2 separate regions of the Homo sapiens genome follow, and region 2 is linked to region 1. Evidence: chromatin contacts called from ENCODE Hi-C or POLR2A ChIA-PET data. All regions are on one chromosome and are shown on one strand. Each heading gives the region's core, a stretch centred on a gene start or an enhancer-like site at or near the end of the contact. The rest is flanking DNA. Distances are from core to core; before and after follow the strand shown. Region 1 has its middle 31 kb from the start of NRAD1. Region 2 has its middle 17 kb from the start of MIR8079.

Region 1 (5,720 bases), core at 1,553-4,052:
CACTATGCCAAAAAGAAAAAAATTAAGCTGAAAGCTGAGTCATGCAAGAAACTGCCTTTCCTTTTGTTCCTAAGCAGACAGCTACAGATAAAAGGTTAAACATCTCCACGGGTAGCTACTCCATGTTCACCTTATCTCAATTTACTGAATGTGAAACAAATATTAATTGCCTATTCTCCTACCTGCTTTTTATCTCTTGCAACATGTGGATTCAGCAATGTGACCATCCATCCCCTTCCTCTTTCCACTCGTGCCCACTTTCCTCCTTTAAATATTGAAACCCTCAAAATCATCTCTGGAAAAAGGCACAGATCATAGACTGTTTCTGTGGTTCCATGTTCTTTTCTCCTGGTCCTGTCCTTAACCTTGGCAAAGTAAACTTCTGAATTGATTTAGACCTGTCTCAGATACTTTTTGGTTGACAGTAGCACGTTATTGGTCCCTCTCTGTCAGAGCCCAGAAACTGTGATGAACTCATTCACAGTTGTTGATGCCCTCTATAAAGGTATTGCCACAAGTGGGAATCCCATTCCATAAGAATATTATCTTATTGTTTCAGTGGAAGGTCAGGCAGAGAAATACAAGACGAGGACTTGGGAAAGGGGAGTTATTTTTGTTGTTGCTGTTAAAGTGATATATATATATATATTGTGTGTGTGTGTGTGTGTGTGTGTGTGTGTGTGTTTGATGGTGGTGGTGGTGGCCTATGTATTCTTAATGAGATCTCCTAAAAATATCCAATCCTGTCTCTCCAGGCTGATAAGTAATATCTGCTTATATAGCATCCATCACATATCATTTAACAACAGTTTCTAGGAGGAAAACCAAAACTGATGATAAAACATAGAAATAATTGGCAAGTAGATTGATGATAGTGAAATCCTTGTGTACATAACTGAAGAATAATATAGGGAAGGCAAAGAGGACTTTTGTCTGAATGGGGATTAGTCTATCCATCTATCAATCTATCTATCCACACAGATATACATAAATACACACATCTGTATATTACTCATTCTATATATGCATTTGTGTAGATATAGATATGGCTTCTCTATGTCAAACTAGCAATTACTTTTTCAGCACAAAATACCTCACTCAGCAATGATCCTCATCAATGAAATCAGATTTTGTTACATCACCGGAGAGTTCAAAAGCTATTCTCCCTTTTGTATTCTGTGCCAATAGAAAGAAACACACAAGAAGAAGACTGAACTTTAAACTTAGCAAATTTGAAATGCTGGGAGAATTTTATGCATGGTATAAATGATTTTAGATACAAATAGTGTTATTTCATGTTAATACTTCCCCAGAGCCACCATCCTTTTTTGAGTCTGCAAAGTGATTTAATTTTGATCTTTTAGAAATGTTCTTTTCTCCTGAGAAAAAAATTTGTCATGGAAACAGTGGCAAATGCAAAAAGGGTGGGCATTTACAGTTTCCCAAACTGTTAGAATTCTCAAATTCTGTCCCTGTTTTTTATGATGATGGGGGCACAAGGACAGGGATATGGACCGAGGGAGTGTTTGCACCAAGAAGAATATCTAGAAGAGAGTTCTGTACATTTCAGTCTGAATTTCACTGGGTATATGTCTTATGGGGAGAGACTAAGATGTAGAAACAGAGAGAAGAGACCACTGGTGAGAAGATGAGGCCATTCCTAAGATTTTTAATATAAATTTATAAACATACAGGTGTATGTGTATATATATATGCTTTGCACACATATGTATTTATGTGTTGTGTATACATATGTCTGTGCATGTATATGCATATACACACATATATACATACATTACATACATACACACATATGCATACTTTTTCCCACTGAAGTTGTTGAAACTCTTGAAAGTTGGACTTGAGTAATCAAAAGCAGTGCTTATTCTTTTCCATTCAGTACCAAGGAAATCATATTTACCACGGGTCCAGAAAAGTCTTTTCTCTCTTTCTCCTCCCCACTACCCACCAGTCCCCACTCCTTTTGCACATGCTATTTGGTCACTGGCCATCCCGAGTGGCTCATCTAGACAGGGGTATGTGGCCAGGAGAGGTTAGGGGTCGAGATAAGGTGGATGTTTGCTGTAAGGCAGTGCCTTCCTCTCCTTCTTAACCTGGGGTTGTGCTTCTGAGCATGTGAAATGTATTGTTCCTTAGTCCGATTTCCCAAATACAACCTGAAAATGTGAATGTAAATGCCTCTGTCCTTTAGCCAGACGTCTAGAGGGCTATCTGAGGGCCTCAGAAGTAAAACTGACCTCCCCAGGGAAACTAGGCTCTCAATTCCTTTCTTAATTCTCTGTAGGATAATAAAACATGAAGTGGAAGATCTTCTAGACCAGCACCTTAAATTTGCAGATGAGAAAGTTGGAACCCAGAAAGGCTGAGAGGCTCAAGGTCTCACAACTGTTTATGCTCAACTGGGAAATGAATTTGTTTCTCTGGCCCATCAGGTCAACATTCTTTCCACTCAGCTATGCCGCCTCCTACCTCCTGAAAAGATTCTAGCAGGACCCTCTGATGAAAAGGACCTTATCTTTTTATATCTGCTGTTTAAAGCTTTTTTTTAAAATCATCGCACGATTTTATGAGTTAAGTTATGTACATAAACAAATACTATTACTTATTACTTGTTTACTATCGCCCTTCTTTTGGACATCAGAAAACCGAGGGTCTGAGTTGCAGCAACTCCCACAGAATCTCAAAAATGCACCCAGACTGCTCCTGCTTGCAGGACAAACACTCAGTACAAGCTTCCGATGAGGAATGTGGCTGTTGCAAGAACAGGACGCCACGATTCAATCCCTTCCCACGGCTGGCCCTGGCTGCCCACTCACATCAAGCAAGGGCACAGCATCCCTTCCGACAGCCTGACCCCCGCCCCCAGATAAACCGACATGTGGATTGCCAAAGGCATTTATATGCGATGGTGCTAAGACTGCTTGACGCTAACACCACACTTTGATCATTCAGTCAAATCAAAAAGCATTTATTAAGCATCTGTGTGAGGCTCCCTGCCGGGGCTTCTCTTTGTATCCCTAGCATTCACACTTCCCTGCTTTTCTTCTGTATCTCTTCACCCCTGCCCAAGAAAACTCCCCTATCCACAGGAATCTCACTGCTGGTGTTATCATGTCTTACCCAGAGTGGGATCCCATTTTGGTTCCTCCCAAGATGCTATTCAATGTCCAGGATGGAACTTTGAGAGTGGACCGGTCCTCTCTCCATTGTAAAATCTACCCATCCATCTCTGCTTCCTGGAGATTCTGTGTGAGGAGCACCTTAGTTAGGAATCAGAGCAAATGGCGATGAAATTTCAGTCTGTGTTCTTCTTTCAGAATGCAGAGTGAACATTTAAGAGGGTTTTTAGAAAAGCAGTTTACAGCCAGTAATTGGAAGCGTTGAAGTGTTTTTGCAAGACCAGTATCTCAGATTACAGATTTATGATTTGCTTGAAAATAATCATTTATTTTAGGCTTGAACTTTAAAAAGAAAAAAATAAAAGCTTAGAATGATTTTCTTCAAGTTTTCTATGACATTCTTTACATCAGGAAGAGATGAGGGAAGGCAAGATGGAGGTTTTAGAGAGAACGGGGTTCCAATGTTATTTTCCCCTTGGTTCATTTATGAGACTACATTTTCCTAGCTGCATACGCTATTTCCATTGTATGACTCACACAGACAATTTACTACATTTAAAATTGTGTCAAATTCTTTCTGAAAAGCTTGGGTCAAATACACATACTATGTATACAGTTGGAAATTCTTCCTCATAGATCCAGCTCATGGTATGGATGTTGTATTTGTGTCCTCGTAGCCATGGCAACTAGAAAAGGGTTAAGCCAGGGCCTCAGAAAACCCAGAGGCTGTGCAGTAAAATATCATATGTGTGTATATACTTCCTAAAATATACTACTCAAATATGGATTAAGAAATCTTAAAACCACTGTCTTAAAATTAATTTTTCATTCCTAGTATGCATGTTATTGCCTAAAAAGGATACTCTCAAAACAATCTCTTTCACCTCACTCCTTTTCTCTCTAAATTGTCATCTAATGACCATTTATCTCAAAAGACAGACTATGTAAATCCATGAGAAGTGCTTTGGTTTTTAGATATGGATGAGAGAAATACCAATGAGAATATGAATGAAGTTGTTTTCTGGCTGAAACAAACTGTCTTTTTTAGATCTCTCTTTTAAATCCATTTATATGAGAGTAATAAAACATTCTTCTCCATTTATTTAAGAACTTACTAAATAAACTTGGGCAACCCTGAACAATGCCAAGATGTTAAACATTCACCAGCTCTAAGAATTCAGACTCTTCTTTGTGTTGGCTGATGGCCCTCAGGTCCCTGACTACCCCTTTTAATTTTCTTACACACTTTACCCTGTGAGATAAATTTTAAGAGTTTATCCTCAAAATAACACTGGATAGGAGTACAGAATGCAATTCTGTTTTTTTTGTTTGTTTGTTTTCTGAGACAGAGGCTCACCCTGTCACCTAGGTTGGTGTGCAGTGGCGCGATCTCAGCTCACTGCAACCTCTGCCTCCCAGGTTCAAATGATTCTCCTGCCTCAGCCTCCCAGGTAGCCAGGATTACAGGCACTGGCCACCATGCCCAGCTAATTTTTGTATTTTTAGTGGAGATGAGGTTTCACCACATTGGCCAAGTTGGTCTTGAACTCCTGACCTCGTGATCCGCCTGCCTTGGCCTCCCAAAGTGCTGGGATTACAGGCGTGAGCCACTGTGTCTGGCAGGGAATGCAATTCTTATAAGGCCCAGAGCCATTGCAGCATTGGATAAAACACCATCTTTTATATCCATACATCTTTCTTATTTACATTTCCAGGTGCAAAAGGAGGATGGGTAAAAAAACTTTCACTAAGTGGTTCTCTGTCCCACTGCCCATTTCGTAAGGATATCAGAGAAAGTATTAATACATCCCCTGGTCTAAAATGCCTGGCTTAACTTTTAACCTTTGACACAGTATCAAAGTTTTCCACACCCTTTATTTATTTCAAGATATTTCTCTGTAGGAAATATATTTTATAATGAAATAATAAATAATAAATCATAAATGGCTTTATGATTTTATAATAAACATAAATTTATGGGAATATATTTAAATGTTCACTTCCAACCTTTGATACCATCTCATATTTAATATCTAAGAATCAAAAAAAATTTCAGGGTCAATATCCTGGCCCTTCTTCTGCCATCTGGTGGAGAAATAGAGAAGCAGTGAAATTGATGCATCAGGAGTTTCTTCAGAGTCCTTAAATGCATCAGTCAGCGAATGCTTGTGGGGTATTATTATTATTTATTATTATTATTCATCAAACAGTACTCATCAAGACACTTGGCATCATTAAACGTCATGCTCTGCAAAGTAGCCACATTCAGTCTCTGTCCCCAGAAGAACTATGAGGCATTACATGATTGAAAGCTCCCGGACGATTTAGTTATTTTCAAGCAATCAGTTCAACACACAGTGTAAGGAAAGGACTCCTTAAGACTATGAGGTTGGCATTTAGGTCATTTTAGCAGTAATTTGCTTTATAATGATATTCTGACCCCAAGATGCTATGCTTTTCTAAGCACTTCTAAAGAGAAAGAAAGAAGGGAAGGAGAAAGAGATGGATGCAACTCTCTAATGCCTTACAAATCCCCAAAATGACATTTTAGGTTCATTTTTAAGGCCATTTAAGAGTGTC
Region 2 (5,129 bases), core at 1,454-3,953, 160 kb before region 1:
AGCTGCTTCTTTTACCCTTTCTTCCTTGTACTGCTAAGTATTCTGCAGACACACGTAGCTTCTTTCAGTTCCAGGTATCCAGGATGCTTAACTTTGTATTGGGATCTTTGCACATATTATTTCCAGAAACACTTTCACTCCTCCACACCCTTCTTTCCCCCCTTGCCTGACTTATTCAGTTTAAATGTTAACTTATTCAAGGAGACCTCCCCCAACTCCCCAGTGTGGGGTTAGCTGCCCTGTCATAAACCCTCTGAAGTGAATTGAGTGGTGATCCCCACCCCTCACCACCAAAGATACATCTACAACCTGATTCCCAGAACTTGGGAATGTTACCTTAGTTTAAAAAGGGCTGTTTGCAGACATAACGAAGTAAGGATCTTGACGGGAGATAATCCTGGATTATCCAGGTGGGCCCTTAATACAATGATGAGTGTCTTTATGAGAGGCATGCAGAGGAGAGACACAGAGAGAAGAGGGAAATGGCACGTGGAGAAGGAGACAAAGACTGGAGCTGTGCAAGCCCCAAACCAAGAAGCACCAGAAGCTGAGATTGGCAAGGAAGGATGCTTCCCTGGAGCCTTCAGAGGGGGCATGGCCCTGCTGACACCTTGATTTCGACTTGTCTCCTCCAGGATGGTGAGAGAACACATTTGTGTTGCTGTAAGCCACGCGGTGGGTGGTAATTTGTTAGAGCAGCCCTGGGAAATGCGTGCATCCTCCCCTTACTTCTTCTGCGACATCTCTGGTCACACTGCACTGAAGTGACCCCTTTACTTGTTTGCATCCCTAACTTCATCAGGCAGGGGCTTGCACATGCTATTACAATCATATGCCCCACACTGGCTCAGTACCTCCACAGATTAAGACATCAATAGTCATGCAATGTGTGAATGAAGCACTGTTGGCTGATATTAATACACAGGGCACACTTTGTGGACTTGAGCTGCTCTGAGAATGTGTGCAGGATTTGGGTAACACTGAGAAGGGGAGTGATTACTCCTAGAAACTGGATTTGTATGAATGAGGGCCTGGAGATGACCGTGTGACTAATATGTGAACTCACAGAGATCAGCCTGACTGCAGGATAAGCTTCCTGAGATAAAGCTGATGAGAACTATAGTGAACTCACGGGCTCTCTCTTGCAGGCCGGAACTTCCCTCACAGGTGTACTCAGCATTTTTGGTTGAAGCTAAAGAGTCACAATTTGCCATCACATCTGTTTTCTCCTGCATGGCTGGCCAGGCTCTGGGTTTCCAGAGCAGCCCACTGCAGTGTACAAATGTTATCACGTTCTTTGTCATTGTTCAGAAAAGATGGAAATACTACTAAGGTTAGAAGTCATCAAAGCTTCTTGAATTGAAACATGAACAGGACCAGCTATATTACTTGCCAGCCCCAGTGCAAAATAAAAATGCAGGCCTTTGTTCAGAAATCATTAGACATTTCAAAATGCAATAGCAAGGCATAAACCAGCTGAGGGGTCCTTCTAAGCAGGGGTCTTATGTAACTTCACACCCATGAGGCTGACTCTGGCCATGAAAGAAGGATTTGCTTGCAAATCAAAACCATAGTGTGATACCATCTTACTCCTGCAAGAATGGGCCATAATCAAAAAATAAAAAAATAATAGATGTTGGTGTGGATGCGGTGAACAGGGAACACTTCTACACTGCTGGGGGGAATGTAAACTAGTACAACCACTATGGAAAACAGTGTGGAGATTCCTTAAAGAACCAAAGGTAGAACTACCATTTGATCCAGCAATCCTCACTACTGAGTGTTTACCCAGAGGAAAAGAAGTCATTCATTATACAAAAAAGATACTTGCACATGCATGTTTATAGCAGCACAATTCACAATTGCAAAAATGTAGAAGCAAACTGTATACCCATCAATCAACGAGTGGCTAAAGAAACTGTGGCACATATATATATATATGTATATGATGGAATACTACTCAGCCATAAAAAGGAATGAATTAATGGTATTTGCAGCAACCTGGATGGGATTGGAAACTATTATTCTAAGTGAAGTAACTCAAGAATGGAAAACCAAGCATCATATGTTCTCACTCATAAGTGGGAGCTAAACTATGAGGATGCAAAGGCATAAGAATAACACAATAGAGTTTGGGGACTCAGGGGAAAAGGGCGGGAAGGGAGTGAGGGATAAAAGATTACAATTCGGGTTCAGTGTATACTGTTTGGGTGTTGGATGCACCCAAATCTCACAAATCATCACTGAAGAACTTACTCATGTAACCAGATACCACTTGTCCCCCTAAAACTTACAGAAATAAAAAAAATAAGAAAAGAAAGATTTGCTGAAGATGAATATGAAGGTTTTGAATGGGTGGGGGTATGTTAGGGGGTCAGGTGGAAGGCTACTGCAATAATCCAGGAAGGCAGAGGTGAGGAGTCTCTTGGCTAAGATAGCTTTTTGGGAGATCAAAGGGAGGAAAAAGACGAACCTAAGGGATGATACATGCTCAGAGCCGGGGGGATGCTTCTGGGTCTTTCCAGGCTTAGAGCAGAGGGAGGCATCAGGAGGGCCCCCCGAGGAATCCAGGAGACTATTCGTGTGTTACTGACATCGTACTGGGAGTTGCATCAGGCAGGAATGACTAGAATTCAGCAGAGATGAGAGTTACTGCAGGCATTTTACTCCACAAAGGAATCACGTACAGATACCAGATTGTTGCCTAACAACTTTATGGCTTTAGAGAGGAATATGGATGTAAAAGGCAGTGGGAGAGAAGTCAAATCCTCAGATGCTCCCAGGGGCCCGGTGGTTGCCTGAATGTGTGAGGATGAGGAGCAGGTGGACTGTGACACAATCCTGGCTGTCCAAAAGTGACAGCCACTGGACAGCTCCAGCCTGTCATGGTTACATGAGAACACAGGGGCAGGGTATCCAGAGCTTCAGATTTTTAAAGCGAAGCCAAAGATTAAGAACTATGAAACCTCTCCCAATTTTTAACTGTTGGCAAGTAAGTTAGATTTTTTAAAATAAATACAGTAAGCCACAGCAAACATATCCGTAAGCCAGATCTGGCTCGTGGGACTCAGGTTACAATCTTGGTACAGGATTCTGTGAATAGAGCTGGGGCCGAGTTCCAATCCTGCCTCCACCTCTTAACTAGCTGTAGTCCTCAGGCAGAGGCTTTCTAAGCCTCATTTTTCTGTAGAATGGGAATAATTGCAGTATCTACCTCTCAGGGTAGTGGTGAGGGTTCAATGGCATCTTCTAGGTAAAGCACTGAAGCCAACATCTTCATACAGAAGTTAAATAAATGTTGGCTGTCACTGTTCTTACCCATTTACTGCATGCCCAGTTCCTCACGTGTGCACTTTATATATTCCACTTTATTTTATGCTCACAGTCGCCCTGTCCCAAAGGCTTTATTATAGAATACCTATTTCCCAGAGGTGGGTTAGAAATGAGGGGTATAGACAATAACCTCACTTGCTTCATATCATTCTCTATGTGTGAGCAAGAATTCAAATCTTGTTATTTCTGTCTCCGAAGGTGTTGCTTTCTAAACAGTATCTCTTACCCTGTATTGCCTCTAGTATTTCCTACTGGAGGTTTCTAGAAAGAATGTTCTAACAAATGGTATTTTTCAAAGAAAATTTTAATAACAAAGCAAACTCCAAAAAGAAAAAAAGGGCTCCTCCCCGCCCCACATACTGAAGTGTGCATGCACACGTGCGCGCACACACCCAGCCACCCACATACACACATATGCACGCGTACACACATGCGTGCTCAAAGCAAGCATAAGAAAAGCTGCCAGTACATTTTCCCCTATCTGATGGACTGTTAAATAACACTGTTTCGGGGAATACATTATCCTTTGTGTTTTCCCAATCCCACGGGACAATTATTGCATTTTTATTCCGCCTCAAAGGTGAAGGAGTTGACAGTATAATGAATAAGGGACCTTCGTACAGGCCCTGAGGCGACAGATTAACAGGTAGGACCCTAATGCCTTTATTGAGCAGACAAACTCCCTTGGGTCCACTCAAGAGTGGTGACAGGTGTCAGAGCCAGGCGTGGGGCCTTAGGGCCTCTGTGTCCTGAAAGGCAATTAGATATTTGCTCAGTGGCCTACACTTCATGTATATGCTCTAGTCGTGCAAACTGATCATTCCATCTCCCTCTTTTACTCAGGGGCTTTAGACTCTAGAGCCCTCTGCCCAGGATCTTCCCGCAATCAACATTTCTTTTCTTAACAAAAAAAGAAAAGACTTGCATTATTAGTAAGTCTGAAACTAGCAGGAATTTTAACTTGTTCCTGAAACAAATTCTAGGGCATTCGAATTGAGAGTGGAATTAGGGTAGGGGTGGGGGGAGATCCCAGCTGGGCAAGCCAGAATGATGAAATTCATGGCAAACAGCTTTGTTTGATTCTTTTGACTATGGCCAAGCCAGTAGGGCTGAGAGCATGATGTTCTCAGTAACAGCCTTGACAATAACATGATTTGTTTCTCTTCCAAAGCCGAAAATGGCATCTCTGCCTGCAAAGGGGAGCTTTCTTCTGAACCTGTGGGATGAGAGGGCTGCTTTCGTCCTACAGAGTAGGAAACGAAGGCATTAGGCAGAGCAGACTGGAATTGAAATGTCATCCGGCAATAACACTTGCCTAAACAATACATGTTTTATTTTATTTTATTTTGGACTCTTTTCATGGGTAGGATTTCAGACTAAGATGTTCCTTCCCCTTTCCTAACCACCAGATTGAAACTGAATATTACCTTGGTCCAGGGAGCACAATACCTGTGTTATTTCTGTGTGGTTTTCTTTTCTTTACCTTTTCTGGATTCTTTCAGGGAACTGGGAGGATGTAAAGTAAGCCTCAGTGCATTCTCAACAGTGAAAACTGAAAGCTTGTAGGCATTTATGCCACTAAGAAAAATAATTGGTGCAGTTAGCTAGCAGTTTATAATAATCGCAAGTGATTGCAAATCTCCTGTTCTGCAAACATTTCTACAGACAGAAGCAAGTGACAGTTCCTTTACTTTCTTCATCAGTGGAAAGCATAGATTAACCTCAACTCTGGCCAAAGTGATGCTCTAGTGCTGCAGGGAAAAAAACAAGTCAACAAAACATGTGATCCCTGCCCC

What was found. Hi-C counts contacts between places; a loop is a spot of excess contacts on that map. ChIA-PET counts read pairs that join two places held with the same protein, here RNA polymerase II (POLR2A). Pooled maps may share reads with other maps.
Region 2: a loop to region 1 is called in a map of uterus, with 2.9 times the contacts of the local background. The contact joins two enhancer-like sites. A Hi-C loop is called at or near these places in 6 of 168 maps with a recorded cell type or tissue (Caco-2, ascending aorta, chondrocyte and 3 more) and 8 of 50 pooled maps. POLR2A ChIA-PET finds 5 or more read pairs at or near these places in 2 of 52 experiments (Caco-2 and T-cell).

The regions. Positions count from the first base shown.
Region 1 is chr13:44,050,158-44,055,877 of GRCh38, reverse strand. No RefSeq gene overlaps it. Among named protein-coding and RNA genes, the nearest start is that of NRAD1, 31 kb to the right of the region's middle. Within about 2 kb of position 2,802, at least 14 of the 41 ENCODE cell types and tissues checked have a DNase peak (open chromatin) inside an H3K27ac peak, as active enhancers do; they include uterus, where a contact is called at or near this core.
Region 2 is chr13:44,210,790-44,215,918 of GRCh38, reverse strand. No RefSeq gene overlaps it. Among named protein-coding and RNA genes, the nearest start is that of MIR8079, 17 kb to the right of the region's middle. Within about 2 kb of position 2,703, at least 5 of the 41 ENCODE cell types and tissues checked have a DNase peak (open chromatin) inside an H3K27ac peak, as active enhancers do; they include uterus, where a contact is called at or near this core.